3 separate regions of the Mus musculus genome follow, and regions 1 and 2 are each linked to region 3. The links are chromatin loops, found by intact Hi-C in ENCODE. Cell type or tissue: left cerebral cortex. All regions are shown on one strand. Links, peaks and the distances in the headings refer to the core of each region. The heading gives the core; the rest is flanking DNA. Region 1 overlaps Gm32679 (a long non-coding RNA gene). Region 2 holds the start of Gm32679 (a long non-coding RNA gene). Region 3 has its middle 29 kb from the start of Gm32796.

Region 1 (10,735 bases), core at 1,861-9,860, 110 kb before region 3:
TTTACTTGTTTGTTTTTGAGACAGTTACTCTGTGTAGCCCTGGTTATCCTGGAACTCACTCTATAGACCAGGCTAGTCTTAAACTCAAAGATCTACCTGCCTCTGAGATTAAAGGGGTCTATCCCACCACCAGGCTCCATCCAGACTTTCTTAGAAATCCTATTTCCTCAACAGGGCCTGCTTTTAGCAGAAAATGGTGGTAGTCTCTTCCAAACCCTCAGGAAGTCAGTCCCTACAACTCAAAGACTGACGGTGCAGTTCCCACTGCAAGGCCCAGCCTCTCCTCAGCCCGGGGACTCTGTCTTCTGCGTTGTGTGCCCCCTCCACCCACATACTCCCCTGCTCATTAACAGCGACTGCAGTGTCTATTACGACTCCCGCGCCATTTAGAAAGCACAGTTGGTCCATGATTTATTCCCCCACCTCTCACCAGTGCTTAGCATTGTGCTTTTATTCCGCTAGTGCTGAATAAATACTTCAAAAAACGCTAAATAATACAAACTCTGAAAACGGCTCTACTGTGAGTACCCGTTAGCAATTTTTGCTACTTTCTGATTTGAGGTACAAAATAAATCTGCTTTTCCCTCAGAAGATTCTAAGTGTAGAAGCAAAGTCTCTGCGACATAGTAAGTTTAATAACTATAGATTGATTGATTGATTGATTGGTTGGATGTATATTAAATATTGTACATGTATGTATTTTGTTCCTTTGATTTTTCTTTGCCATGATGAACCCAGAGCCCCGTGCCTGGGGCTCATAGCAGGCAAATGCTCAGTCACTGGGTTATACTCGTATGACCTCTGACTTGGGAAATTAACTGAAAAATGCATATAAAGCATGGGCAGGAAGATAAATGCACAGAGTAACTGAGAACTTGTGGCAATCTTCAAACTGAAATGAAACAAGCAAACAGTATCGGGAGGGGGATGGGTGTGTTCGTATCACACTGAAAAGCCACCATTCCACCTGCTGTAGGAACTAAGTCTCCAGCCCGTCACACTGGTTATCTCTATGACATTACACAATGCCACCATACGGAAGGTGCCTTCTAAGCCTTCTCAAGTTAACTCTCAGACTTACTCAATTTTCTGAGCTGAAGAAGCCCCCTTTGGGGAAAATTCTGAAACAGGATTTAGCTATAAATAAATGCACTTTAATTTCTCTCTTCTAAATTGCGCAGGTCAGAACGCTTCCTAGGGTCTGGGTTTTCTTTAGTGAGGAAGATGTGCAAATGAGGAATTGAATGGTAAGTCAGACCTTGTCTGGAATGAGGCCTCTCTGCTTTTTAATAGGCCTCTTTCCATTTGGTTTGAAATAAAGTGGCCCCAATTATTTTTAAAATCCTTTAAAGGAAAAGATATCCATAAATTATGTTGTAGGCTTCTTCTGGTTTCCCAGAGAAATTAAACTCTTACCTTAAGTGACTTAAATCGCTTGCACGGAACTAGACAAAACTCCCTTCTGTTGTGTTACAAAAGGCAGACACAGCAGCACGGAATTTCAGAGCTAAAAAGATAAATAGAAATAGATATAAACACACCCCGGCAGCAAAACTCAATGAGGGAGATCAAAGCTAAAACTTCCGCCTTCATAGAGTTCCCCTTAAGATTTTTTCCCCCTCTTTTGCACCATAATCTAAGCCTCAGAACCTTGGTTCCTATTCAGCCCCAAGATCAAACAGCTCGCACACATCTGCTGGGTTAGGGGATTCCTTCTTTCTTTCTTTTTTTTAAAAAGGCATTCAATAATTGGTGGGGTGAGGGGAGAAGAGGAGATTGAACATCAGCATAAAGACAACAGGAAACCGCACCACCACACTCCTACCTATGCAAATGATGGCCGTGGGAGCCCAGTGTATGGACACGTGAATCTGTGAAAGGTAATGCCAGCACACTCCAAGAAAAGGGTTGGTTTGTTTGGCTGGTTGTTGGGTTTTTGTTTTGTTTTGTTTTGATTATTTACCCAAACAAACACTGGGCATTATTTAGCTTTTTCTTTTTTTTTTTTTTTTTTTTTAAGTTGAGAGGTTATCATTTTATTTCCTGTCTTTCCCATGGAAATCCTGTTTCTGGTCTCTTTCAGATCAAGGTAGGCAAATGCCAGGCCTAGGTGGGGGGTCTATAACCCAGGTGCTGCCAGACATGCACAGGGGCTTGGTCCCCACTGAGTAGTAGGAGGCAAAGACTCAGAAATGCTGGACTATGTCCAGGACTGCAAACTTTGGAGGAGATAGCCTACAGATATGATGGCAAGGATGGAAACTAGGGTTCTGGAGAAGTAGGCAGAAGAACCCAGTAGGATTGATAGAGCATTCAAAACTGAGGGCCTAGGGAGACCCTGGGTGTTCATTCAGTAAGTTTATGCTGTTCGGGCAGGAGGTCTGGAACTTAGCTGGCTATAGCAAGGCATGTGTGTAATCTCAGGGCCAAGAAGGCAGAGATGGAGGGGCCTCTGGAGCTTGCTGGACAACTGGACTAGTCCAATAGGTGACCCCCAGATTCAGTGAGAGAGCCTGTCTTGAAAAATAAGGTGGGGAGCAACTGAGGAGGACACCCAATGCCAACCTCTAGCCACAGGCATGTGTACCTCTCCCCTCTATTCTTCCCTGACACACACACACACACACACACACACACACACACACACACACACACACACACACAGAGAGAGAGAGAGAGAGAGAGAGAGAGAGAGAGAGAGAGAGAGAGAAGTAAATGTGGGAATGCTCGCATGCCTAGGTAACTGGAATGGTATGTAGAGGCTGGGACTGAAGACACCATGGAGACCAGTGGCAATCTTGGCAGTAGAATGAGAGATTAAAGCCACCATTTATTACAATGTTGGATTTGTTGGCTCCCGGGTTTATCTTTTCTTCTATCCTAGATACTCCTTGTCACCCTGAATTCTTACCTTCTGTTTCCAAACAGTAAGAGTTACAGCAAACAATTGGTCTCTGTCATGATGCAAATGAAGAAGAGCTGTGTGTGTGTGTGTGTGTGTGTACACAAAACCGACAGTGACGAAAACCTCAAAGTAACCTGGGGGTGTGCGTGTGGGACCAACCTAAGTGAATCCCAGCAGACAAGATGGTCTAGTCATGTCTCCATTTTTTGTGGAGTTTCTCTCCCCCCCGCCCCCCCCCCCCAAAGACCAGGAGCCCTGCTATTTCAGGGCTTTTTTGGCCTCTGATATTCTCTTACTCAAGATATGAAGGTGAGCCTGCCATTTGGCCACATTAGGGAAAGCTAAACAACTATAACAAATCACCCCCAAATCTTAGAGGCTCCATACAATGTTTATTTCTTGCTGGGGCAAACACTACACACTTAGCTCTGTCTTCATGCTACCTTGGGAGCCTAAGGTGCTTCCATCTGCCACTGCCTGCAGTGTAATCCTGGACTGGACAAAGAACTTCACTTCCATGAACTCAAATTCTTCACTTACAGGATGGAGCTGGTGTCCCTGCCCACGTAGCACATAGCACTATTGTGGCTGTCAGTGCTTAATAAATAATCATTATAATTATAAAAGCAATTGGCATTTATTAAATTCTTATTAAAGGCATATTGCTGTATATTTGATGGACATTATTTCACTTAGTCCTATGATAACACTGTCACAAAGTTCTACTACTATTGCTCTAGCTAAAAGGTGGGAGGGATATTTACACTCAGATATGAAATACAACTGTAGTGTATCTGCCCCCCCCCCCCCCCCCCAAAATCAGGCTTTGTATCTTACTGATCTTCCTTTTAGCAACACGATTGGCCCAGACGTAATGAACATTCCCCACCTCCACTCTGGTATCCAGCCTCATGTCATCTTAGAGAGCGTGCTCAGGGCTCAGAGCACAATAGATGCTTAGGAAATAATTGTCCAGTCTGTGTGATCTGCCTTCACACTGCAAATTACTATGGGGAAAATAGTCCCGTGTTATTTTCTTTTTCTCTTCAGAGCTATACCAAAATCACAGGTGCAACGCAGAGGGCCACTGAGTCCAGAATGTTGACAGCCTCACAGCCCAGAGTGGAGAAACCTGCTAGCTGCAGTCTGTCAGCTTTCCTGGTGAAAGCCTGGAGCGGGCTGATGCCTGCTCCCTCTTGGCCAGTTCCCAGGCATGTGGGTCGCCTATACAAGTCTTAATCAAGTCATCATATCTAGCCAGTGTCTCCTGGATCCCGTCACTTCTGAATGAGAAAAAAAATTGCGGACAAATTTCTATCAGCAGGAAGTTGGTGCTCTCCTGCGAGGCTGGATGAAAAGCCCCTGTGACGTCAGCAGTCTCCTGCCTTCCCACGCCTGCTGCGAGCTTTGAAGCTGCGGGCTTCTCTGTTTATGCCCCTAGCAGACCACCTGCCCCTCTGAGTCCCGTTCAGGCCCCACAACTGCTTGGGCTGCTCGGGATGAGCCCAAAGCGTCCTAATTATGGACATTGCTGGCTTGTTCTGGTCAAGTAAGAAGGGTCTGCCCCACATCAAGAAACTCACCGGCACCAGCGAACCCTGGCCTCGCCATTGTCCCCGCAGTAAGGAGCATTTGATTGAGGGCCAGGACAGTTTGCTGGAACTTATAAAAGCCCTGTTTGAAGGAAGGGGCTGCCTGGCCTCCCTCTACACGACCGATACTTTCCAATTTGTAATAAAGACTGTGAGAGATAAACCAAAAACACTGCTCGCGCTTCATCAGATTTTTTTTTTTTTTTTTTTTTTTTTGCGTCCTTCCCAACAGAGTTTTGCTGGAGAAAAAGAGCTGAGGGGATAAAGATATTGCTAGAGCTTAATGCCATAAATCTGATTAATCTACCTTGTGACAGTCGTCACAAAAAAGTTAAGGGTCAGAGTCTTGCCTGAGACCTGACCTTTCACCTGCAGCCAAGGCGGTCACAATGGGGGCCTACAGGCCTTTCACCGCTACCTGCTGCTTTGGACAATGCAATTGGACACAGTGTTCAACAAGATGGAGAATACCTCAGGGCCCAGTCCCTTCTTCTGTCTGTGGACAGCAAAGCATCCAGGACAGCATATTCACTTTCCAGATGGGAAGAGACAGGAGCCACCTCTGGGATTCAGGGACAGAAAACACAAATAGACGACTCTCCGTGGTGCATTTGCAAACTTACATTTAATGTCTTATAGAATATTTAAAGTTAATCAAGTCTGGGTCCTTTGCTAAGGAAACATGAGGGTCCACGATGCTCTTCATACAGGATGCAGTCAATGCCTAAGATGGTGAATCGTCCTTCCTGCCTGCTCATAGGGGGACTAATGGGCACTTGTAATAATACATTACACAAAGGAAGATATACAAGAAAAGAATCTAGATCTCCTAGTCTGGGGAAAGCGGACCGAGCCTCGCGTGACTCTTTTGCTTCCGTTCCACTTTTTTGTTTTGAGACAAGGTCTCCAACGACTTTGAACTTTTTTTTTTTAAAGATTTATTTATTTATTTATTTATTTTATGTATATGAGTACACTGTAGCTGTACAGATGTTTGTGAACTCAGGACCTCTACTCGCTTTGACCCAGCTGGCTCCAGCCCTGCTCATTCCAGCCCAAAGATTTATTTATCATTATTTGTAAGTACACTGTAGCTGTCTTGAGACACACCAGAAGAGGGCGTCAGATCTCATTATGGATGGCTGTGAGCCACCATGTGGTTGCTGGGATTTGAACTCAGGACCTTCGGAAGAGCAGTCAGTGCTCTTACCTGCTGAGCCATCTCACCAGCCTGACCTTGAATTCCTGATCTTTCTGCCCCTACTTCCTAAGTCCTGGCTGTCCAGGCAAGAGTCACTACATATGGCTTTCATCTTTTGTTCGTTTTTGTTTGTTTGTTTGTTTGAGACAGAGTTTCTCTGTATAACCAGCTCTGGCTGTCCTGGACTCACTTTGTAAACCAGGCTGGACTCGAACTCACAGAGATCCTCCTCTCTCTGCCAACCAAGTGCTAGTATCAAAGACGCGCCCCACCACGCCCAGCTGGCCTGAATCTCTTAAATTTCATCAGTGCACCCGAGGAATGGTGAAGAGATCCATGCCCCCTCTATTGACGTTCGCATTCACGTTTTCTTTAAAAAAAAAAAAAAAAAAAAAAAAATTCCTCAGACTGAGCAGTCTGAGCAAGTAAGGCTCTACTAGCTTATCTAAGCGCCCCGCCCCCACTTGCCAGTTGCGGTAGTGCGGTCTGCGAACAGCTAAGACACTTCCCAAGGTTTCTGTGTCCCCGCATGTTGCCACCCTGTGCTGCCAGCAACGCTTGCAGCTTTCTGGTTTTGTATTTCATCTCAGCCTTAGCAGGATGTGTGAGCAGAGAGAGCATCTGGCAGAATGGCACCGCGAAATGGGAACCAGACGCTCGGTCGAGCGCCACCGAGAGCTGTTTATCCGTGGAATTAACCTTTTGTTCTGCGTTTGCTCTGTGGTAGGCTTGCACTGTGCTTTTAAATTCGCACCCTGCCCCGTGTCTCCAAGAGGCAGCCTGGTTCTGCTGAGTCAGCGCTTCTCGGGCCTGGCAGAGGCGACTCGGAGCAACTGGTAGCAAGAAAAGCTTGCAGCAGCCCCCTCTGGCAGTCACCTTTGGCTCCCTGTAGATTTACGACGGCAGCAGATGGGCCCAGGTGGACTCAAGTGAGAGTCTCAGACAGGCCCAGTTCCTCTGACTACTGTAATTGTGTCTAGACCAGAGGGAAGGCGCGCACACCTCCTGAATGCACTTTGAAACAACTCAAAAGTGTGAAAGGAATTTACTACCACAGGAAGGTCTGGTCCAGGCAAGACACCAGAATGGGTCCAGAGGAAAGGAGGGAAAGCAGGAAGGAAGGAAGGGAGGGAGGGAGGGAGGGAGGAAGGAAGGAGAGGGGGAAGGAGAGAAGGAGTGAGAGGGAAGGAAGGAGAGAGGGAGACAAGAGCTAAATTAGCCCAGATACCATCTTCCCTACCAGTCTGACTCGCAGGTAGTAATGCTTACTGATAGTCAGGCAGATTACTTCTCATGATTCAGCTCTGCGAGGGACAGCCTACCTTCGTGTGTCCGTCTGGAGGATCAGATGGTGCTGGGCATAATACCAGGGGAGGTGGCAGCAGTAATCCATGATCTTGATAGGTTTACATGGAAGCTCCCTCCAGATAGGAAACAGATCAAAGGGCCCCGGCTCTGGTTAAAGAACTAGGTGGCCAGGGGCCCAACGTCCTGCTACCTTGCTTCCCCCTTTCTCCATCAGTGGGCCCACCTAAGGGGAGACCCCTGAGAAGAGTTAGTTCTAGCAGCAGTACAAGACACCCTAGGTGAACTGTATTTCTGGGTTTTCCACCAAAGGGGATCATAGGTTGCTGGGGTCAGAGGAGAAGAAGAGGGAAGCAAGCTTGGGGCTGGGGGTCTCCCTGTGGCAGATACACATTTCCAGGCTATAGCGTGCTGCATGTGACCAAAACTTCCTTGAACTGCACCCGTGGCCCCACATCCAGATAACCAGGCTTCATCTGGGTGCCATGTGTCTGGTGTCTCAGAGATTTCATTTTAACATTGAAAATATAAACATCACAGTAAGGGGAAGGCTTCATCTAGTCACCTTATGCTTATGAAAAAGGTTTTCTTGTGACTTACAGACAAGAAAACTAGATAATAAGCTGTGTGTTCTCCAAGAGGCTTAGAGCTTGGTGCTGGTGTTCAATAGGACAAACTTGACATTTGGGAAACTACATTTTAGTGACGAAATTGGTGAGAGGCTAAGATAGCATTTGAATAGATGAAAAAAAAAATGTGAGCAAAATACTGTTTCGGAAGAGCATCCAGTCTGGCAACTTATTACCAAATGCTGGCATCTGGAGAGATCTGATTTGACAATTTGGTTGAGAAAAAAAAAAAAAAAACAGAGATGGACTTGAAAAACAAGAAGGGATTTTTACGTGGCCCAGGAAAGCTGTCCCCCAAATTCCAAGGATCCAGAGTTGATCATCCATAGAGTTCAGGTAATGTAAAGGGCAGAGGGGGTCCAGAAATATCCTAGAAGGGTGTCTGGGGAAGAAGAGAGGGAAAGCTCTTCAGTGAACTCCACAAGGCAGTCAGCGGTGGAGGGAAGAAGGCCAGAGAGAGCTGCCAGCGGCTGTGATGTGGCCGTATGGCCGAGAGGAAATGGCTCTCCCAACCTGCTATTAAAGCAGCTGTGGTCAGACCCATGGTGACAGCTCAGTGCTGGCATGGAGCACAAGATGCTGGCTGGCCCTGGCCATTAGGATTAGTGGGAAGACAGCTCTCCCAAGCCCTGGCTGGACCTGGATACACTCTGCAAACTCACTCTAGTGCTTAACTGCTCTGTACCCACCTAGTCTCTCCCTGCCTGGATGGCTGATGTTATACCTTCCTTTCTACAGCTAAAATCTTGCTTAAACCTGCCACCCTCCTACAGGTTTGCACAAAGTAAAACATTCAGACCTTAAATGCTCAGTGAAGTTTGACAAATGAATGTGCCCATGTGATCTAGCACCCAGTCAGAAACATTTCTACCACCCTGGGAGTTTTCTTCATTCTCTATCCTTGTGTCCCTCTGTCTGCATAGAGCATAAAGCAAACGGTAACCTGGCTTCCTATTCCCAGATTGGATGTTTTCCTCTACAGTGTCACAGAAGTAGAATGGTGTGACGTGCCCTCCTTTCTGGCCGGCTTCCTTTGTTTGGTGTGCTTTCTGAGGCCTGTGTTATTGCATGCTCCAGTGGTGGGTTCTTCTTTTCTTTGTTTGGTCTGGATGTTATTTCATGGCATGGATGTACCACAATTAGCTACTGATCCCTGCATCCATTTTGGGATATCTAAGATGCATTTGGTTGAAGCCTTTGTGACCAAAACTGCCATAAAAAGTCCTGAGGAGTCCACCATGAGTTCATTCAACCTGATTTCATTTTTTCGAGGCAACCACCTACCAGGGGAATTGCTTGATAGTGGGGCAGAGGTGTGTTGAAATTCCAGGCAAATTTCCAATGTGGATGGTTAGAATTTCACAATTTAAAGTAGGAACACAAAGATGGCCCCTGTGTTTCAGGCACATAAACATCTATACTCTCAGGAGGGCACAGGCTTAGACAGTGTCCTGCGGTGGCCATGTGTAAGCTGTGACAGCTGCAGTAGCTGTCATGTTCTCCTTTCTCAAGAAAACTGCGTGAACAGATGGCACCTGTGATGTTTCTAGCGCTGTCTCGACACAGAATCTTCCACTGATTTTAGGCAAGAAAATTTTTGGTGATTATCCTCCTTAACAATTGTGATCTACTTTGCAACTTAAGAATAGAGTTATTTGATGTGCCATCTAACAGCTTCAGGCCCTGACTCTGATATAACACTCGTGCTAGGTAGTTTTAGATCAACTTGACACAAGCTAGAGCCATTTGGGAAGAAAGAACCCATGCTAAGAAAATGTTCCCTATCAGATTGGCTTATGGGCAAGCCTCATAATAATGAGGATAATGCCCTCAGATCACTGGTGTAGGGCTGTGAGGTCCTGAGGTCCTGCATTGTCAACGGCTGGAGTCCTGAGTGGTCAGTAGCTGAAGTGAGTCTTGGGTGGTTAATAGCTAGAGTGTGTCCTAGGTGGCCAGTGGCTTGGAGTCCTGAGTGGTTAGTAGCTGGAGTTCTGAGTGATCACTAGATGGAGTGAGTCCTGAATGGTCAGTGGCTAGAGTTCTCAGTGGCTAATGGCTGGAGTGAGCCCTGGGTTGTCAACAGCTGGTGGTTAGTGGCTTGAGTCCTGGGTCTTCAGTGACTGAAGTGAGTCCTGGGGTGGCCAATGGCTGGAGTGCTTGGGTGACCAATAGCTGAAGTCCTGGGGGTCAATGGCGAGAGTTCTGGAGCATTGGCTGGAGTCCTGGGGGTTCAATGGCTGGAGTCCGGGGTGGCTAAGTCTACTATACTCACTAGTTTTACTAATAAGAACAAGGTGAAGCCAGTTTCCCTCTAAAGCACTGACTGTGTGGCAATTGACCAGCTAGAGCCTTCAAAGTGGGGAGAGACTGATACTTGATAGATGACTAGATCCTGGAAGTCCTCTTCACAGGTAGAAAAATTTATCACATGATCTTTATAGGGAACACCCAGGGGACAGGGTGGAGGGCAATGTGGGAAGTGTGGCAGGTTGACTGTGATCACCTTTTGGCTGTTCCTATCCCTGGCAGAGTCTTTTCCACTTCCTTTGAACCTAAGCTGGTCATGTTCTGACCCACAGAATGTGGCAAAAGCAACTTTGCATACACTGTATTATGCAGGCTCTAAGACAGCATTTCTCAACATAATGAACAACCCTCTTACAGGGGCCACCTAAGATCATCAGAAAACAGATATTTACATTACAGTTCATAACAGTAGCAAACTTACAGTTCTGAAGTAGCAAGGAAAATAATTTTGTGGTTGGGGGTGAATCACCACAACATTAAAGGGTCACAGCATCAGGAAGGGTGAGAGCCACTGCTCTATGAGGTCATGAATGCCTTCCCTACTCTCTTACGACACCCCTACACTGTATCGGGAAACGCACTGACTGATAAGGGATCACTCAGAGTTGATTGCCAGACCCAAAGAACTAACCGTGCAGACGCGCTATCATAGCCCCTCCACTTCCAGTCAGGTTGACACATGATTGTGGTCACCTGAGCGACTTAGGCAACAGCCACTCAGCTGAGCACAGCCAATCAGCTCTGGGAGGGCATAATAAGTCATTGTTTTAATTTCCCTTTGGGGTAATTTATTTTA
Region 2 (10,735 bases), core at 150-8,149, 95 kb before region 3:
CTCTCTGCAGAACAGAAACCCTGACTGTCAGGGGCCTGAGGGCCGGGTTGGATGTGGGTGAAGCCGCCTCAGATGTGTTGAGCCTGGACCACATTTCTTTGTTCTCCTCTGCGAAGCACACTTAAGCACAGGGCTTCTAGGGGGCCTTGATAAATATTTGTCTCAAGGGCTTTGCTGTAGTCAAAGAGAAACTGTGCCCTGACACTCAGGGCTAAGACTACTTCAGGCTTTTCCTTCTAGGTCCTTCTCACTGACACCTGGCACCTGGTCTCCCACTCCACCTCCATCAAGTCCCAGCCATTAAGGCCGGTTTTGGGGGGTGGTGCTCTCAGAGTGACATATGGGCACAAGGTGAATTGTGGGAGACAACTTGGAAGGTGGCTGTAGGACCTGACACTAAGAGAAGACACCCCCTTCTCTGTGACCTACTTTAAGGCAAAGCTTACAAGCTCTGGGTATGTGGTGGGGGAGGGGCGGGGGCGCTCCCCAGGAGGAGGAAAACAGCCATTCAAGGAACAATACTGCTGGAGCAGTCTACACAGCAGGCAGGGGAATCGTCCTGAGCCTCTGACTCCCCTCTACTCTCTCTCCCCCAGCCATTACCACTTTATCACTCCGCTAGCAGATCCTGTTAGCACTAGCTGCTACACATGTCCCCCATTTTCTCTCACACGAGGGGGTGCTGTGTTTCCCTGAGAGTTTATATTTTCTTCTCTGCAAATTATTGTCATCATATCCCTAAAAGTAAGACAGGGAATCCAGGAACAAGCCAGTCTAAATATAGCCCCCAGGGAGCCGCTGTGTGTCTTGAGACATCGAGTTCATGTGCACACTCGGGTTAAAACTTAATGAGTGAGATAAGGCTAAAGCAGATGGCTCCAAGCTGTGGGTAGAGGCGTGTGCAGGGTGGAAGGCCTGTTGACGTCACTATTACCACAGTTTATCTCACAAACACAAAGCCCCCAGAGATAAGGGACACAGGAGCAGGCCTCTCACTACGAATGAAATCAACTCTCTTTTCTTTTTAAAACGTTTCTTGGTTTTTACTGTTATCTCATGTGCGTTGGTATTTTGCCTGCATGTATGTCTGTGTAAGAGTGTTGGAGCCTCTGGAACTGGAGTTCCAGACAGTTGTGAGGTCTATGTGATGGCTGGGAATTGAACTCAGGACCTCTGGAAGAGTATCCAGGGCTCTTCATCACTGAGCCATCTCTCCAGCCCCTCTTTCCTTCTCTTCTCTTCTCTTCTCTTCTCTTCTCTTCTCTTCTCTTCTCTTCTCTTCTCTTCTCTTCTCTTCTCTTCTCTTCTCTCTTCTCTTCTCTTCTTTTTTTCTTTTCTTTTCTTTAAAACAAAAAACCAAAAAACTCCAACTTTCTTTCTCTCTCTCTCTCTCTCTCTCTCTCTCTCTCTCTCTCTCTCTCTCTCTTTCTTTCTTTCTTTCTCTCCTGGAACAGGTTCTCATCATGCAACCCTGTTTGGCCTGCAGCTCTATATACCAAGCTAACTTCAAACTCTGAGATCCATCTGCTTCTCCCTCCCTCTCCCTCCCCCTTCGCCTTCCCCTCCCTCTCTCCCTCTCAAGTGCTGGAATTAAAGCACATAAGCCATATCTATCTCCCAGTGATCACTTTTTAATCTAATACTAAAATTTAAAATTAATACTAAAATACTAAAAACTAGCCTGGGCTGGAGATATGGTTCAATGGTTAAGAGCACTGGCTGCTCTCTCAAAGGGCAGTTCCCAGCACCCACATGACAGGCCACAACCATCTGTAACTCCATTTTCAGGAACTCAGCATCCTCTTCTTCCTTTATGTGGATAGGTTTTGCGTGCAGGCAAAACAACTATCCACATAAAATAAATAAAAACAAATAAATAAGTTTTAAAAATGAGATTATCCTATAATTTGGTGAGGAAGGATACAATAAAAAAAAATTCCAATTATAAAACAGAACCAATTATAAAACAGAAGGACCTTCCTGCAGGGAAACATAGTGTTTAAGATGTAGAAACTATCCTGAGATGGATGTATGTGTAAGTGACTTGTGGAAGATTCAAAGACATAAATTCTTTTTGCTTTCAGTCTATAGAGTCACAAGGCTTCTGAGCAGAACTCTGAAATCCCAACTCACAGGTCTCTGGCAAAGGGACAGCAGGGCCACTGTCCCAGAGCCAGGAAGTCATCACTAGCACCATAGAGTCTAACTGCTTCTTGCTGCCCCCACTCAACAGTGCAGGGTCATAAGGGTTAAACAAGCAAGTCCCAAGGGGCACATGCAGAGGTGCCTGTGAGCACAGAGGGAGAGAGAGGCTCTTGGAGGTGTTCCTTCTCTTATCTTGATGTGGGGCTGTTCAGTGCCCTTTGAATAACCCCCAAGGCTTGCACTGGAGACCGGTTGCAAAAACTGTCTCCTGGCTGTGGCCTTTGCAAAGGGTTTTGCAAAGATTAAGCTGTTTGATAATCAGGTAAACTTGGAGCTGAAAGGGACTTTACAGTTTGCCTACTTGGTGCCCTGCCCTCTCCATCTTTCTGTCTGTCTCTCTGACCATCCCACCCAGTGAACTGTATACATGATGAGTGAGTGTGTGTGCATGTGTGTGTGCGCGCATGTGTGTGTGTGTGTGTGTGCTTGTGTGCATATGTGTCCTCTCTCTCTTCAGGACATAGTTGCAGTTCACATAGGAACTATAAGTCACCCAAGGTCACACAGGGATTGGTACTGGAGTGATGCCAGAGATGAAGTGAGTTCAGGCCATTACCTTCCACAGCCTCGCCTGAGGACGGCTAGTTGGCTTCTGAAAGGTCTCACTCCATCCCAGGTCACATCTTTTCTCCCTCCACACACTCTCATGTCCGCTTGCTTCATCATGGCTAGCTGCAGGAAGAGAACTGGGAATAGTGGTTTTGAAAGACAGGTTCAGCCATCCCTTAGTGCTCGACAATGCCCACTCTAGCCCCAAGGTAAGAAATAAATAAATAAAATACATTTTAAGTAGCATACGCAGAAACAGGAACAAGAAAAACAGAACAAAAAACTGAAACTGAAACTTTTACTAATACCCAGTCCCCTAGGCCCCATGCCTGTATAGGGCCTGGAGAACGTTATTTTCAGGGCCATTCATAGCCAGGGCAGCCTGGAGAATTCTTCTTGACAGACAACAGTGGTCCTTCCACTCTGACACTTCCTCATGCTAGTCCAGGCTCTTTATTCTTAGTAGGCTTCTGACCCAACATGTTCTTATACACCAGCCTCGCTGAATTCTTCATTTAAAAGATTTTTAAATTTTTTTTTTTTACATTTATTTAGTGTGTTTGAATATCACACATGCAAAGGTTAAAAGACGACTCAGGGCAACCAGATCTCTCTTTCTACTATGTGGGTTCCTGTTGTCAGGCTTGGTGGAAAGTGCCCTTACCTGCTGAGCCATCTTGTGAGTCCCTGCTTTTGATTTTTTTGACAGTGTCTCTTTATACAGCCCAGGCTAGCTTAAAACCCACTATATAGCCAGGCTAGCCTGCTCCTGCCTCGGGTTCTGAAGTACTGAGATTATAGGCTTTCTTTACTGCACCAATATTTGTGTCATTTATTTGTTTGTTTTAAAAATTGCATTCGAGTGGCAAGAGCTAGCATTCACTATGTGCCTCTGAAGTCCTACAAGTGCGCTATCAATCTCTCTGCGCGCTGGGTAAGGGGACCATCCCTTCCTTACCTCAGGGATGGCAAGAGAGTGAGTGGCTCATTTTAGTGTTCCTACAGTCTTAGCTAGCGATCCCCACAAGCGCGAATCATTCCCTAACTTCCTCTGGATGGCGCTGTTCCCTCCGCCTACTTTTTTTTTTTTTTCAGCTTATGGTCTCCAGCTCACCTTTCCCAGTCGGCACACCATCTTGTAAGTTCTTGTTTAAGGTCCTGCACTTTACTGTCTTAGTGTGCTAGGGATTGTGGGTACCTGTTCCTCTGACCTCTGCTCCGGGACACTCCAGGTTGGCCGCAATCGCTTCTTGTACTTTCTCTGCATGCATGCCATGCAATCTCACATAGGATAGTTTTAAAACGCCTACCTACCAGTCACATGACTCAAAAGTTCTTAAAGTATCTCCCTGAGGATAACTCCCTCTCGAAGGTCTACCTCACTCTCTGAGTTGCGGCTTTGGCTGGTCCCCTAAGATGCCATATAGCAGAAAGCTTTAAAGCCTTCGGGACCTTAAACATGGTGTGGAGGGAAGGGGGAAAGGCAAGCTCCCTCCACCCCGCGCCTCTAATCAAGCAAACTTTGATGAAGGATTAGACTCTAGCATGACATCACCTACCCCAACCCATATCCCAGAGGCGGATAAATATGGGGGAGCATATAAAAAAATGACAAATAGAACATGTGGTACAAAGATAAATTTTTATAAAATTAGCAAATGCTACAGACATTTAAAATTTGTAGAAGCAGCATTTTCATAATTGTTTTAGAAGAAAAATACTTTTTAGCTTTTACGTATCTTTAAAAATTACCTTTTTTTACTCTTTGACAATTTCATACCTGTATGCAATTCATTTTAACCCTTCTCACCCCATTACCCTGTCTCACAACCAATCCTCACATTTATGCTCATCTTCCCACCAAACACCCTTCTTACTGACATACCTTTTTTGTGTGTAACCCACGGAGCTTAATCAGTTCGCCTGCAAGAGCATGGGAGGTTATTTACAGGGCAAAGGCAAATTATCAGTGCTTACACCAAAGAAGAAAACATCGCCCACATACATCACCACCTGTCAATCAGGGAGGGGCGGGTTTCATGAGCCCTTCTCTGGCCAATGATGGAAAGCTGGCAGGCCCAATCTTGTGCAGGTCTTGCAAGGGCAAAACCAGCTAGAGTTCACACGTGCATTGCTCAGGTCCTGCCACCTCGTTACATAGTTCAGGTCCTGCCACCTTGTTACATAGGTCACATTGTTTTGAGGCAGTCCTTTCTCGCCTCTGACTTAAGAGTCTTCCCACCCATGGAACAACGTTTAATCTACATTTTACCACTTTTTGATTGCTTCTTAGTGTACCAATGACTTTGGTATACTATTTTTTTTTTAACAGAAGTAATGCAAAGATAATTTAATCCTTTTTCAGGGCTAGTCAGAATTTGTTTATTAGTAGAAGCTGGGATGCATCAAATTAAGGATTAATGAATATTAATTTTGTAGCACTTCAAATCATATATGAACTTGAGAGTTCCACGAGTGTTCATTTTCAATATCTAAAAGCACAAGGTAGGGCTGGGCATGGTGGCCCACACCTTTAATCCTAGCACTCAGGAGGCACCAGCATGCAGATCTCTGTGAGTTCGAGGCCAGTGTAGTCTACATAGTGAGTTACAGGGCATGGGCACAACACAGTGAGATCCTGTCCCCAAAACAAATACCCTAATAAACATATACACAAAACACATGATAGATTTATAACTTAAATAACACTTTATTAAATGTAGTTGTACAGAACTTTCCTTGGACAGGTATTCAAATAAAAAAAACTTATTAATTCACCAGGAAAAGGAAATGGGTAACTAGACTCATTCTCACAGGCTAACTTTTAGCTCCAATCTGTGAAAAGCTTGCATACAGTCCCTCATCCACAGATCTCCACTCTTTAAGTCTTTGAAGGAAGGGGACTCTGGGAATCGAACCCAAGGCCTTGTCTAGGTAAGGCAAGCGCTTTACCACTGAACTGCACCCTCAACATGTGTTGTTTTGTTTTGTTTTGTTTTGCTTGAGACAGACAGGGTCTTATTGTGCAGAGCAATCTGGTCTTGAACTCACTAAAAGCCCCAAGATGAGTCTGAACTCATGATTTCCCTGTTTCTGCTTCTGCCCGCCCCACGCTCCACCCCCATTCTTTGGTGTGACCCTGTGACCCTTTGTCTGAGTGTCCATGCTGTGGCAGCAAGTAAGGCAAGGCACTGGGAAGTTAGCAACAATTTAATTGTACGAAAAGGACAGCCAACCACACAGAAGTGTCCCCAGTTTAAGGTCTTGTCACACACTGTGCTCAGTAATGCTAGAGTCCTCTTTATCCTACTTGGGCCTGGGTAGGTTGGAAGGAAAGCCAGAAGTGAAATGGTCACATGCTTAGCCAACTGAAGACAAATAGCAGGGAGGACACTCAGAGGTTGACACTTTACCACCCCCCTCCCCATCCCCCTACCTCATCCACTCTCACCCCCACCTCTACCCCTACCCCCAGTGAAACCTCCTGTACTTGAAGACAAGGCCTACTCATTCCAGGATGAGAGAGTTAGCCTGTTTGGTCAGTGAGTTAAACCAGGGAAGGAGAACACCGTCCCCCTTGACCCACAATAGTTTATTTTCTGTCCAAGGAACAACCCCACTAAACTGCCGGGGAGAGCTCTCTAGAGAACAAAGCCTTGATGAGTTCAATTACGGAGGATTACACCGAGTCCTGCTTCAAATATTTTGGCCTTGTGTCTCATTCCCAGGGCTTCAATTACCCCTGGCATCATTTATAATCCTCCTGACAGTCTTGTAAAGCAGGTAGGTGGGAAGGATCACTCTTTATAGCCTTAAAGTTCTCGTTCGACGGAGGCCGAAGTCTGGCAAATGAAATACAATTATCGATTTCATAAAAAAAAAAAAGTTGAACAGTGAAATCTCCACTTTTGTTAACTGCCTACCCTGTGCTTATCTGATGCTTTTTACAATGGTGTGTGTGTGTGTGTGTGTGTGTGTGTGTGTGTGTGTGTCTATGTGTGTGTGTGTCTATGTGTGTGTGTGTGTGTGTGTCTGTGTGTCTGTGTGTCTGTGTGTGACATGCCACTTACCAGGCACATTTTCACTGGGTAGACAACATCTGCTTTTCAGAAAGACAGACTTTTAAAGGAGCTAAATATTGTCAGCGACTTTTATTCCTTCTCAAAGGGATTACAGAGGGAAACGGCTTGAAGATGAAAGCGAAGGTTCCTCATTGAAGGGGCTATCTACTACTCCTGTTGGCCAAGAGGTCCTTGATACACATCTGAAGATAAATAGTTAATAAAGGTGTTTGGATTGCAACATCTGTTGCCGTCCTCGGAAGCTGCCCTGGATTGCGGAGTGGAGCATCAAATCTTCAGAGGGTTTGTAAGACAGAGATTGATTGGGGTCACCGGGTTACTCAGAAGTAAAATCCCCGTCCTTATCTTTAAAATGCAGTGTCCAATTGATTGTCTCTGGATCATTACACAAGGCTCATAGAGGGAAAGGCACGGAGGAGAGCGGTCAAACATTATCCTTTTCAAGATACTTCCAAAATAAACCATCCCCATGCTTTGATTTTCAGGGAGGATTCCCCAGACAGGAGTGGCAGCCAAGGTTCAGAAGTGGAAGCAGCTATGATGCATAAACACATCTGGAAGATTTGCATCCAAAGGGGAGAAGTGTTATTCCGGCTCCACCTGACTTCCCACATTCTATTCCCGACACAAATGGCAAATTTATCTAGGGAGAGGCAGGGGGATGAAGTGCAACCAGTAGGTCAGAGCGTTCCCCTACCATCCCCAAGCCAGAAGTCAGAAAAGTAACTGATGTGTTTTTGGCATTAAGATGTAAGAGGCATTGGCTGCCAAAGATCATCTTCAGTTAAGTCAAAAGAACCAAACCCCATACAGGATGTACCATTATGTCAACACTTGACCTTGAACAAGTCAGTTTCATTTCTAGTCTGCCATGGCTCCCCCATTTCTTTCCCAAGAAAGAAGTCAAATCATTTTTAACATTCTCTTTAGATTTTTTTTATAGATTTATTCATTTATTTATTTTATGTATGTGAGTACACTGTAGCTGTCTTCAGACACACCAGAAGAGGGCTTTGGATTCTATTACAGATGGTTGTAAGCCACCATGTGGTTGCTGGGAATTGAGTTCAGGACGTCTAGAAGAGCAGTCAGTGCTCTTAACTGCTGAGCCATCTCTCCAGCTCTTTTTTCAGAATTTAAATTTGAAAATCTACTGTCTCTGTTTCAATTGGTAGCTGTACTCTGAGTCTTGTCCTTGGGCCTATGGCTCCTGAATTTAGGAACCCACATCCCCAAAGATGGAGACTTTCAAAAGAGGAAGCCCAAGCCTTGATCATTGGTACCGTAACTTCAAAGGCCTTGAAAAGCTGGTCCTCTACCTCTGGGACACTAATGTGTAGAGGGAATCTCTTGTGTACTGTATGCATGAAGCACCTGTCAATCAAATGCTGATTGGCCTATAAGCTTAGGCAAGAAATAGAAGGTGAGACATCCGGTAGGGAGATGGAATTCTGGGATAGAGAGAAGGGTCGGGGGTTTCACCTGAGAACATGGAAGAAGATAGAAGCCACGTGGCAGAACTTACATTAGAATAAATGAGATATTAAGTTATGATCTAATCGGGGAACCAACCAAAAAAATGTATGCCTAAGGTGTTTGTAAATACATTTCCTGTCTCAGAGTCATTATTACAGGAGTTTGGGGCCGGGAGGAAAAACATGCACTCAACACTGATGTTAGTGGCTTTTGAAGAAAACCAGTGAGCAACCTGTCGATTCCTCAGCTTGATCTCAGAAAGTCTTGGAGAGAAGAAGGAAAAGGAGGTTGAGAGTGGTAGTGTACACCTTCAATCCCAGTACTTGGGAAACAGAGACAGTCACTTCAGGGCCAGCCTGGACTGCATAGTGAGTTCCAGCTCAAGCAGGGCTGCAAAATCATTCGAAGGTATTCCAATGACTGCTGCCATATAACCAAGAGTGAAAATTCTAAATCTTACCTGATACATTGCCTTCAAGATTGACTGGAGTAAACTAGGTTTAAAGTTGGGATGAATTTCCATTGTGGGACAAGAAAAAGAAAGGTATATTTTTTTGTGTTTGTTTGTTTGTTTGTTTGTTTGTTTTAGAGACAGGGTTTCTCTGTGTAGCCCTGGCTGTCCTGGAACTCCCTTTGTAGACCAGGCTGGTCTCGAACTCAGAAATCCACCTGCCTCTGCCTCCCGAGTGCTGGGATTAAAGGCATGAGCCACCACACCCAGCAAGAAAGGTATCTTTAGGTTCAATAATATTCATTTATTTTATGAAACACAAACTGTATTTAAATATATACACACATACAAAAGACAAAATGACATTTCATTCATAGTTGCTGTAGACCATGGCCTACTCGCTTCTGAGATGACTACAATTCTTTCAGTTTCCTCTTCTGCATGAGCAGTCAGACCTGAAAAGTAACTCCCAGCACCCAGATTCTCATGGCCTGCTGCAGGAGGCTGCTGGAATCTTGCAGTCAAAGGAGCCAACAGTTTCCAGGGCGGCATCTGCTCAGACAGGAATGTGTGAGAAAACACCAGGGCAAGCTCACCACTATATTTTATATTCTTAGACGAGAAGAGAGTCACTGAGGGGTGTCTGCTCTTTTCTCCTTTTGATATCTGGAAGGTCAGCACTTAGAAGCTGGGATCTCACAGACAGACTGTGAGTGTGAGCATCCCCGAGAGACCTACGGTTGGGATGCTGGAACTGACAACGATCCTTTCTTTCTAACACTGAACTGACGAGGCTTACATGTAACTTGCCAGTATTAAGAGTCACGAGGATCTTGTGTCAAGGATCTTGTTAAAAGGATAATAGAACACAATGTTGTATAGAAAATAGGGGAGGGGATTGAGCTGTTTGTAACAAAATTTGCAAAAGATTTTCGGCCTACAGTCAGACTCTTGTTCTGACTTTAAGATCATTGTACTTTTAATATGGAAGATAGGCCTGGAGAGATGGCTCAGTGGTTAAAAGCACTGACTATTCTTCCAGAGGTCCTGAGTTCAATTCCCAGCAACCACATGGTGGCTCACAACCATCTGTAATGGGATCCAATGCACTCTTCTGGTATGTCTGAAGGCAGTGATGGTGTACTCACATACATAAAACAAGTAAATAATGGTATAATATGGAAGATAGATCCATACTTAGAATTGTCACAGGATTTTATCATTTCTCTTATTCTCATCTCAATCTCAAATCACACAAGAAGAAAGAGGAAATCTACTCTCAATATCACGCCTGTGCCTTCAAACAACCACTGGAGTGCAGGCGCACACCTGCTAAGAGTCCTCCTCAGACAGTTCCCATGGCTCTGGCCGCCACCTCACAAATCTAGGTGCCGTAATGAGCCTTGCACATTTCCAAGAGCAAGCTTGCTTGCTCCCATTCAAAGGCTCGGATGTTTTCCTCTCTCCCATAATCCATTAATATATTTATGCCAAATTTGGAATTACACTGTAGAAGGAGGAGAGAGCCATACCAAGGACACGGCCACTCAACTCGAGTGTGCCTTTATTCCTTTCCACAGGCAAGATGCTTCTGGCTGGCCCACAGCTGAGTTCGCTCATTGTGCCAGGCAGCAGAGGCATCTGAACTAATTCCCCTCACTGCTAACTAGGCAAGTCAAGTTTAGGGAGCAGGGGTGGGGGTGGGGGGAAATTATATAATTTGAGTTAATTGGTTTGGGGCTACCCAAAGCCCCAGCTGTACTGAAGGGAATTGTTTGGTCTTCAAAACCCAATTAGAGTCATTCAGGAGATGTAAAATAGATTTTATTCTTCTCCTTGCCAAGCTGTTGTGAGGAGACTAGCCTCCATACCGTATAGGAAAATATCCTTTCATTATGGCTGCCCAAAGGCATCCTGAAAACAGGTAGATCCAAAGGCGTGGGGGCCAGCTACAAAGGAACACGCTAAGCAG
Region 3 (10,735 bases), core at 1,753-9,752:
AACCAATTTGTCCTCTGACCTCCACATACATATTGTGGTATAGTTGTGCATGCATGCACACACACAATTAAACAAACAAACAAACAAATAAATGTAACTTCCAATTAAAATTGTGTTTATAAAGGAAAAAGTGGTTGAAAAGGCAGTGTATATGGATGTGTTATGTGTGAATGTCTCCCATATCTACAGGCATATTAAACAAAAACAAAACAAAAATGTCTGCGCACGGGTAAATACCACACCGCTATCATTAGATGCTATGTTTATAAATAACATATCTTTTTCTTGCCTAGATCATTTAATAATTCTTACTGATGAAAGACAAGATCATCATTCTGCCCAGTTGCTGACTCAGCAAAACACGTGAGACATGGACACTGTTGGACGACTCTCATAGACGTTTCCAGAATGGCAGAGATGGTTAAGCAAAGCCTCGCATGTCCATCCCAGAGTCTATAAAATCAGCTCCCGTCTTCTCAGCGGCTCACCAGGACTGTTGTTGGCAACCTGTGGAGGCAAAAGACCAGAGGCACCTAGGAAGGACCCCACCGAGGATGGCGCTGCGCAAGGCCCTAGGTCTCCTCTCACCATCCAATAAGAGCACCAGTGTCCTGTGTGGTCTCTCAGGACAGAATCACTCCTGGCTGTTTGGATTCTAGCACCACCCAACTTTAAGTTACCTGGCACTTAGGGGCTGCTCTACAAACTCTGGTTGGCTAAATCCATTCTCTGCTCACTTGACAACACAGCGTGTGTTAATAGACAGCTCTGCTGTGTTACAGCCATCCTGGGGCTTGCAACAATTCTATCTGGCTGGCATGGAGACTGAAGTTCAAGTTGCACGGGGAGATTTCCTTTCAACAGAAGGGCTCACGCTTCAAGGTTCTTTGTAGAGATCTGTGGGCCCTGTAGGTTCACACAGAAGATTTCTTTTTAAGGATCTATGGTCTGTGGCAATGGGTGTGGCCCGGAAGGAGTTGTTAGTCTCCCGAGATGGTGACATAGAAAGGACTGTATTGGCTGTAGAGAGAGCCCAAGGTTCTGCCAGTGTCCTTCTGGTTCCAACTGTATGACAACCTCGGTTAGGCAACATTATGTAAAGTTGTCCGCTTCTTCCAAAGCGTTCCTCTGCCCTGAGGTCATCTCTAGGCCTATTAAGGTTCCCTTCAAGATTGCCAAGTAACGATCCAAGGGAAAGATTGGGTGTGCCCATGCAGCAGTCCTGAGGAAAGCATGTAGATGCTGGGGAATTAGTACAGGAGAGGCTTGTGGACCTGTGTCCTCCATCTGTCCCACAGGCATCTATCTGGAAGGCCTAGCCCCAGGAAGAGATGCTTTTGTGGGACCGGTGATATTTAAAGGGCAGAGATATTAGCCTCTCAAGAGAGAGGTAACATTAGAGACATAGTATATAGGGCCGGGTCTGAATGTGCTCTGCTTTGTATCAGGGGTGAGGGCTGGACAGCTTGGGGCAGCAGGGCAGGTCTCAGGGAAGCTGAGAGCAGTAGTTCCTTGATGGCCACAGAAGGGTTGCAATAGTTTCGGAACCAGAATGACCACATGTGCACATACCAGCCGAAGAGCAGCTCCCGTCTGAAACCACTTCTAAGCCGAGCTGCCCCTCTGGCAGAAGCTAGAATCCCATTGCTGCAAGCCACATTTTATGGAGTTCTTTTATTAGTCTCCCATGTAACCCATAGCCACATCATAAAATTAAATACCCTATTCTGTACATCAAGTCCACTGACTTCTTGAGCCCTGATTAACACTGGGCTTTTCCTTCTGGGGTTGTGTTACAGTAACGTTGTAACCGACAGTGAAGAACTCTTTGCCAGGAGCAGTCAAATCCTTCAGGCTCACAAGGCTTACTCTCAAATCACAGTGTGTCATGGGTGCGTCCCTCTTTCTCTGAAGTCTTTTTTTGGCAGCTTTTCAATAATGCCTCTCTGTTTCTTTCATCCCCTCTTCTCCTTCCATCCGACCCCTCGAATTGCCTTAGAGCTGAGTGTCCCTAGTGCTTGCACAGAGTCACAGGTCAGGGTAGCCCCAACTCACCCCTGAGAATAAATTTAGCCTGTGGCTAATATCCCAGATGGAGAAGTTATCTTTAGCCTGGCAGAGGTGGAGAGTCAGTCCGGGCCATGGTGCAAACAGCAGAGTTAGGAGGGGAGGGGAGGGAAGTCAGCCCCCCACACCTAGCCTACAATATACCATTCAAGTGTGCTCCTGGGTGACAGAGAAATAAAAGTCACCGTGCTTTCCAAATCACGAAGAAACACCTGGGAACAGTGATCTGATTCTCTCCCTACTATGAACAGAAAAGATGTCTGCATTGTGGGTCAGCCACATAAAACCTCAAACACATGTTCTTTAAAAAGAGCATCAAGCCAAGGTAATTTCCAGCCTTCCTCATTCATATCTGTTTACTGCTTGTTCATTAGTTTTGTTGCCTGCAGGTGTAAAGGTTTAAGACATAAGGAAAAAAAATGTGTGGGAGAAAAAAACCCTCCATGGAACACTCATGTGGCTTGAATTAAGGAAAGGACCAGGAATATTCTATTTTAAAATTGGAATACCTTGGTTCACTCCAGGAGCCCCAAAGGCTGAACTCACTCTGATAGCAAGAAAATGCTAGATTCCACCGGAGGAGACACTTGCCTTATGATGCTTTGGCTGTTCTGGTGGCACAAGTCTATAATCCCAGCTACTTGGGAGGCTGATTCAGGAGGAACACAAGTTCAGGGCTGTCTGGGCTACAGAGTGAGTTCAAAGCCAACCTGGGCAACTCGGTGGGAATCTGTGTCAAAAACAAAGGGGGGAAAGGAAGAAGATGTGCTAGGAGCACAGCTCAGTACCTGGCAGGCATGAGACCTTAGGTTCAGTTCAATCTCTAGAACTACTGAAAAGAAGAAAGAAAGATGAAGAGAAAGAAAGAAAGAAAGAAAGAAAGAAAGAGAGAGAGAGAGAGAGAGAGAGAGAGAGAGAGAGAAAGAAAGAAAGAGAGAGAGAGAGAGAGAGAGAAAGGAGGGAGGGAGGGAGAGAGAAAGAAAGGAGGGAGAGACAGAAAGGGGAGGGAGGGAGAGAGAGAAAGGAGGGAGGGAGGGAGAGAGAGAAAGGAAGGAAGGAAGGAAGAGAGAGAGAAAGAAAGAAAAAAGAAAGAAAGAGAGAAAGGAGGGAGGGAGAGAGAGAGAAAGGAGGGAGGGAGAGAGAGAAAGGGGGAGGGAGGGTGAGAGAGAGAAAGGAAGGAAGGAAGGAAGGAAGGAAGGAAGGAAGGAAGGGAGAAAGAAAGAAAGAAAGAAAGAAAGAAAGAAAGAAAGAAAGAAAGAAAGAGAAAGGAAGGAAGGAAGAAAGGAAGAAAGAAAGAGAAAAAAAGAAAGGAGGAAAGAAAGGAAAGAGGGAGGGAGGAAAAAAGAGAGAGAAAGAGAAAGAAAGAAAGAAAGAAAGAAAGAAAGAAAGAAAGAAAGAAAGAAAGGGAGGAAAGAAAGAAAGGAAGAAAGGAAAAGAGAGAGAAAGAAAGAAAATAAGAAAGCTAAAAAGGATGGACGGAGGGAAAAGAGAAAGCCTTCTTCTCTCACTAAAACCCTTCCGTGTCAGTCGGTACCCAGAGACTCCTACTTGGTTTTCATTGTAGAACAATTCATTAAAATCTTTTTGTCAAAACGTCTGAACACTTGTGGTTATTATTAGGGTAAATCCAGAGCCGAGGCTGAACTTGAGCTGGGGTCTGACATGTCTGAGCATGTCTGACAGCTGCGTGAGAGGCCCTGATCTCCAGGGAAGAAGCCTGTATTGTGGGACAGAAGACAGAGCCCCAGTTAATCCAGGAAGACGGTCTAGATGCTGGGATACGAGACTGGTTTCAGGATCCTTCCATCACATGAGCTTTGGACTTCTGGGAGCAATGAGACCATGAGAAAGAATTGGAAAGACTATGTAGCAAGATCTCATGTGAAGCAGAGCACAGAGCTTGGAGCTCTGATACGGGACCATCACACAGTAGGGAAAAAAGACAGGGTCACAAGTGGCTAGACAGTCCCGTAGGATCAGGCCCCAGGGATGCTTGGCCCTAGCAAGCCTTTCCTTTAAGAAGGCCATGGGGTACAGTACCCCTGGAGGGTCATTGGTATTTGAGAACCTAAGAAAAGTGAGCTTACTTTTAGTGAGCTCAACACTAAGCCTCTTCACTTTGGTATGGGCTTCAACACTAAGCCTCTTGGGCCTTTCCTTCTCTAGACTTGATGATGCTGGTTGCACAGAGGCTGGACAGAGTCGCCTCTCCTTGATCTTACGTGCGGACTCTCTGATTCTGCTGCTCATCTCTATGACTCCTCCTCCCCCAAATGTAACACAGCGGAGTAACCACAGAACATGTGTAAATACTTCCCTGAGCACCTACCCACCAATGAATTACTGTATCTCTATCAGTTACCATCCTGTGAGCCATCCTGACAGTCTATTGACACTTATTAAAATGGCTTCACAGTATCTATCCAAGCTGGGGGGCCAACTGTGACTTCTCCTTGGATCTTTCTTCAACTGTCCTTGCTTCAACCATGCCTTGCCTATGTAGTAAGGAAGAGGTCGGGAACATAGGACTCCACACTGTCTTAGTACCTAACATCGTTCGGAACGTGAAAGACTAAATCTGCGATTCTCAAAACCAACGGACTGTAATTCTCATCTCCACATCACCATGTAAACGTTGCCTACAAATGAATCCACTTCGTAACAACCTTTAGGATCATCATATAAATACAAGATATTCAATCTTTTAAAAAAAGAATTGAGAGAGAGAGGTGTCTCACATAGCCTAGGCTTGCCTACCAACTAGGCTTCATTCTGAGCTCCAAAGACATTCTCAATGATGAGAACTTGTGCCTTGGAGGAAGATAATTAATTAAGCAGTATGTGACTGGGCATAGAATTTTCTTTGTACGGCTGCTTTGGCTCATGGTTTGAGACAGGGTCTCACTCTGTAGTCCTGGCTGACCCAGAACTTGCTACATAGACCAACCTAGCTGTCCTTGACCTCATAGTGATCACAAGGCCTGCCTCTGCCTCCCAAGTACTGGATTATTTTATTTTGTTTTGTTTTGACCTTGACTCCTATCCAGTCAAAACTGACTCCTCGTTTTATTTTATGAATCTTTTGCCTGCAAGTATGTCTGTACACCTTGTTCAGGCCTGATATTCACAGGAGTCAAATGAAGGCATCAAGGTGTCCTGAAACTGGAGCTACAGACAATTACGAGCCACCATGTGGTTGCTGGGAATTAATACAGGTCCTCTGGAAGAGCAGCCAGTGCTCTTAACTGCTGAGCCACCTCTTTAGCCCCTAATTCTACTTTTGAAAGTATATTTATATATTACTCTTCCAATTAATCTTCAAAAAAAATCTAGTTTAAAAAAATTAAAGCAAAGAACAATATACAAACCTAACCCCCTAAGCAACAGGCCTAGAAAGTGCCTTTTGCTGATGCTGGACCCCGTAGGATCAGATGTCCAGCATGTCCTGGCTCCATCGACTGGCTTGCTGTACTCAAAATGGCTTGCGCAATGACTGGCCTGGCTCACAGCCCACACAATGCTCTCCCCCATAACTAGGGCAACATGACTTCCGTTTGTTGACTCGTCTCTAGGTCCAGGCCCTGGGACTAATCCTGTTTCTTGTCTGGAGGGATTTGAAGGGCTAGCAGCTTGGGTTGCTTAGGCTCAGCCAGCCTGGTTGCTAGGCTTGTTCTAGTCTTTGTGTTCTCTTGGCAGAGTGGTCTAGGCCTTCCCTGGTGGGGACACAGATGACCCTTTTTTTTTTTTTTTTTGCCTGTCTGGTCTTGAAATCCATGAAGGGATAAATATGACACCTGTGAGATGAGCCAGCCCCCCATGACACACATACCTATGTATTCATCAACCACAGTTACCAAACACCCCTTGTGTATACAATAGCAAGCCAGGCTTGGGTCAAAGCAAGTATGAAGGGGAGGACTTTACTCCGTCTAGTAACACAGCCCCAAGGCAGGTTTGATTTTAGGGAGACAAAGACTGAGTCTGGGAGGAATCAGAGGAAGAGATCAGATGGTTGTCAGACTTCTGAGGTGCTAGAATTTCAGCAGTTGCAAGCCGAAGGTTCCAGGGCAAGGAAGTAGTCTATGAAGGCAACCCTGTCGTCACAGAACTCAGAGTCGCTGGCCTTCTGCCCTCCCACTCCTTAGAGAAGCAGAAGGTGAACACAGCTTGTCCCCGAGAGTCAATTTTATGAAGGGCTTGTTCTGTCTGAAACACCTACCTTCCCACCACCATGTCTAGCGAACATCTACTTGTGTTAGCTATATTTCTCTGTGCCGTGATGTACTACCTAGTAAAAGCAGCTTAAGGAAGCAAGGTTCACTTGGGCTCCTGCTTTGAAGGAATGCCATCAGTCCATGGAAGGCATGGCCATCTCAGTGAAGGAACAAAGATGAACGCTAGTGTTTAGCTTGCTTCTTCTTCATACTCAGTCCAGGCCCCCAGACCATAGGAGGGTGCTGCTAACATTCAGGGTGGGCCTTCCCTCTTTAGGTAAGCCGCCCTGGAAGCATCCTCATAAGCCCCAGCCATCCAATCTCCTAGGTGATTCTAAACCAGTCAGGCTGACACATGAAGACACATGACCCCTGTTTTCAAGACCATAATACCTCAGTGACCTTCTCAGGCAGGATAATTGTCCTGTTCACCGTTCTCGGTGCTAGGAAGGAAGGGAAATCCAGACGTTAAGTGAGTGGGCTCTGATTCTATTTATTTAGGTTAGTGTGTGTGTGTGTGTGTGTGTGTGTGTGTGTGTGTGTGTGTATGTTTGTGTGTAGGAATCAAACCCTGAGCCAGGACCCTACCACTGAGCTGCACTTCCTGCCTCTAAAGTCCAGTTGAAGTTCAGCCCCTGCCTTTCTGAGTCATTTTATCACACAGTGAAATGTTCTGGCTAGGACTGTCACCTCCCTGAGGTCACCACAAATTAAGGAAGTCAGTAAGACCGAGGCAAGTGCCAGCCTCGGTGCCTGCTTTGGAGCCTTATAACCCTAGGCTGCAGTTACTCTGTAATCCACCCTTTGCGACTCTGAGAGGCCCCAGACCGGAGCTAGTAATTCTGAATTTATCTCTGAAGCGATTAAAGATATTCTCGCTGCAGAGACTTAGTCTTCTTAAGGGATGGGCCCAAATGCACCGGGAGAATAAACACACACGAAAAGAACTGGGAACTGGAAAAGTAAAAAACAAAACAAAACAAAACAAAACAAAACAAAAACCCACAGGGTCGGAGTTGCCAAATTCAGAAGAGAAATGGCTCCTGAGCCCCTTTCTACGGCTTCAGCTGGGATCTGGACGCTGGATTTTCCAGGCTGCCCTGCTCCTGCCCCGTGCCAGGTCACAGCGCGGCCCTCCCACCCACGCGGGCCAGCAGCCGGCCAGGCTGGGCGCGGCAGGAAGGCGAGCCAGCTCCAGGCACCCTGATCCTTAACTGCCGCTTCCAAAGTCCCGGCTGATCCTAATCAGTGTGGGAAAGGAGCGCCGGGGCCCAGCCCGCCGCCGGAGACGCCGCCTCTTTTCATAAACTTTATCGCCGCGGTGCACAGCCCCTGATAAAGCACCATAAATAAACGAGCAGGCCCGAGTGTGCGGCTGGCCGGAGGCTGCCAGAGCGCACGCCCTGCCTCGGCCCGCAGCTCCCGAGGAGAAATGAATCATGCGCCAAGCTCAAGAGGGATCCGAGCTCCCCCCATCCCAGCCCCTGCAATCGCAATGCTATAAATAAGAAGGCAAGCCTCCCCCTCCTTGGCAGCATTCAGGACCACTAGGAGTTTCCTTGTGGCTGCCGGCCACCCTTCTGGCCTGGGAGCTAGGAGTGTTCTTGCTTACCCTCCTGCTTCAGGTCAAGTTCCTTGGGCCTGGGTTGAGCCTGGGCATGTGGCTCCATTATCACAAATTCCTCTGGCTCTTGCACAACACCCCGGCTGGAGCCGGGAAGGGAGGGGCGAAGAAAGGCTTGAAAGTCTCTGATGGCAGGTGATCCAGGGAAGGGGTCCCTTCTGCTTAGATAGCCTGTTCCGGTCAAACCCTAGGAGAAGCGCAGGGGGCTAAGCTCGACCGTGTCCAGTTGACTCAGGCGAAGGAACAGTAAAGATTCTGGTGGATAGGGAAGGAAGGGGGCCTTCCCGCCTCATCCCCCGCCCCGGGAGAGTGTGTTCAAAGGCTTCCGATAAATTATTCAACATCTTTTATCCTTCAGTCCTTAAAAAATGTTTTTAACTTTATTTTTAATTTTAAATTATGCATATGCACGCCTGTCTGTATGTATATATGTGCACGTGAGTCCCAGACCAAGGCATCGTCGGGAGCTACAGATGGTTATGAGCTGCCTCTATGGGTGCTGGGAACTGAACTCAGGCCCTCTGCAAGAGCAGTGTGAACTCTCAAGTCCTAAGCCCTCTCTCCAGCCCCCAGTCCTTGACATTTTTTTTTCTTGGTGGGTCTCTACGTTAGCCAATGGTACCTCTTGAAAACACGCTTGTGGTCTGCATCAGGCTTATGAAGTCGTCTAGAAAGACAGGTGTTTGGCACAACGTGTGCCAGCTCAGCACTAATGCCCAGTTCTCAGGCTTTCTGGTCCAGCTGCAGCCACCTGGCTCTGTGGTCTCCCCGCCTTTGCTTCTCCCTGGGCCAGAGTTTCCTTATGTGTCTGATGCTCTCTAATAGCTCCCCCAGCTTGCCTAGTCTCTGGAAAACACTATCATTCTTCTACACTCTTCCATTTCTGGACTGTCTCACCATAGTTAACTCTGATGAAAAACACTGCTTTGCCTAATTGAAAGAAGCCAGAGCTGGGAGAGACTCCATAACCAATCCCTGCTTGAGGTGAGCACAAGACTGTCCCTCACAGGAACTGCTGTTACTCTGTGGCGGGGGCTGGGGGAGCTAAAATATAAAAGCCCAATAATCTCTAACAGCCTCAACTCAGCACTTCTCTGAGCAAAAGTATAAGCTCCGTTGTGGCAAATGGCTTTGCTTCCTATGGGAGGGAGGCACCGATTGGCTTGAAACATCTATTCCAGAGAGCACTAATGCTGCTTTCAGTGGGGGCAGACTCTGGGGGAGGGGGCAGCCTCTGGTGGCAGAGGACAACCTAAGTGGCCTCTGGCTGATGCTGGAAGAATGGGTCGGGTGCCAATCCTGCTAGTCACGGCTGAGGAGAGGAACTCAGTGAAGTCGGCCATGAACAAAGACCTGCTTCTTCTAGACCCCATTTGTGACACAGTATGTCCCTGGGAACATGCGGCCCCAGACAGCCTTCATTTCCTGCTCTCTGGACAGAAGGGCACTCAGTCTTGTTTCCTTCATTTACATAATGTCAAAAATGAGTCACATTGTACTGTCATTTGTTGAGAAATATTGGCAAGAGGTTCTGATCATGGTTGGAGTTGAGTCCTTAATAAGGAACAAGCCTTGGGCAGGACTCGGGCACTGACTTAGCATCTGCGCCTCAGTTTCTCTATCTGTGCAGCTGGAAGACTTTAGAGGTTTCTTCCCACTCTGCATTACAGTGACTCTGCTGTACATGGGGGTGGAGTGGGGAGGAGTATTTGAGATGAAGCAAGACTTTCAACTTTCCAGAATAGAGATAGGTAAGGAAATATGTGAACATTTTTTTTCCCAAAAATTGTTCTTGCATCTGATTTTGCCTAGTATTATAAAGGTTGGCAATTGTCTTAGTCAGGGTTTCTATTCCTGCAGAAACATCATGACCAAGAAACAAGTTGGGGAGGAAAGGGTTTATTCGGCTTACACTTCCATACTGCTGTTCATCACTGAAGGAAGTCAGGACTGGAACTCAAGCAGGTCAGAAAGCAGGAACTGATGCAGAGGCCATGGAGGGATGTTCTTTACTGGCTCCCTTCCCCTGGCTTGCTCAGCCTGCTCTCTTATAGAACCCAAGACTACCAACCCAGGGATGGTCCCACCCACAAGGGGCCTTTCCCCCTTGATCACTAATTGAGAAAATGCCTTACAGTTGGATCTCATGGAGGCATTTCCTCAACTGAAGCTCCTTCCTCTGAGATAACTCCAGCTGTGTCAAGTTGACACAAAACTAGCCAGTATAGCAATCAAAGAAAACACATCAAAATGTAGGCTTGAACATCATCAGGGACCCAACTTGCTGTGTTAGCTGTTTCAACACTGTGATAAGATGCTGGTCAGAAACCACTTACAAGGAGGAAAGTTTTCGTCTTATTTTGGTTAGGTTGTTTGGTTTGGTTTCAGGGGTTTCAGACCACGGTCAGCTGACTGCATTGCTTTAAGCGTATGCCAAGGCAGAAGCATCATGGCCGAAGGGCACAGGGAAGGAAAGGCTGCTCACATGGTGAATATAAGGGAGCAAAGGGAAACTGGAAAGGTTAGGGCAATGGTATCTCTATCCAGGGCACGTGCTTTCTCCAACGAGGCTGTGCCTCCCGAAAATGCCATCATAGTATGAATCCATCAAGTATGGATTAATCCACTCATTAGTCAAAGGCCTCAGAATTCAGTAAATTCTCAAATGACTAAGCCCACCAGGCTGGATAGCAAGCTTTCCACACATAAGCCAGGGGGCAGGGGGATTCATATCCAAACATAATACTTACTAATTAGTTGTATTACTAATTACAAGAATAGGGGAGCCATTGTAGTGGCTTGGAAATCTTTGACAGTCACAGAATTCTGT

Evidence for each region. Peaks named below come from ENCODE experiments on the same cell type or tissue, not always from the same donor. Only the 100,000 strongest peaks of a DNase experiment are listed, where the experiment ranks them.
Region 1: it touches region 3 in a loop (1.9-fold over the local background); 4 of 42 quality-filtered maps call a loop at or near these places.
Region 2: a loop joins it to region 3, with 1.8 times the contacts of the local background. A loop is called at or near these places in 4 of 42 quality-filtered maps.

The regions. Positions count from the first base shown.
Region 1 is chr16:29,833,153-29,843,887 of GRCm38, forward strand. It overlaps Gm32679 (a long non-coding RNA gene), which reads right to left. Exons shown (of 4, transcript XR_875997.2): 3 at 1,417-1,507. Among named protein-coding and RNA genes, the nearest start is that of Gm32679, 11 kb to the right of the region's middle. In left cerebral cortex, for the core only: a CTCF peak has its summit at 5,615 (motif pointing right); DNase peaks (open chromatin) are centred at 4,270, 6,260, 8,341 and 9,154; H3K4me3 peaks cover 919 bases; H3K27ac peaks cover 468 bases.
Region 2 is chr16:29,844,911-29,855,645 of GRCm38, forward strand. Gm32679 (a long non-coding RNA gene) reads right to left here and starts at 5,012. Exons shown (of 4, transcript XR_875997.2): 1 at 4,640-5,012; 2 at 2,762-2,877. In left cerebral cortex, for the core only: a CTCF peak has its summit at 3,819; no DNase peak of the experiment used is centred there.
Region 3 is chr16:29,938,561-29,949,295 of GRCm38, forward strand. No RefSeq gene overlaps it. Among named protein-coding and RNA genes, the nearest start is that of Gm32796, 29 kb to the right of the region's middle. In left cerebral cortex, for the core only: no CTCF peak of the experiment used is centred there; DNase peaks (open chromatin) are centred at 5,605, 7,090, 7,759 and 9,369; H3K4me3 peaks cover 809 bases; H3K27ac peaks cover 1,140 bases.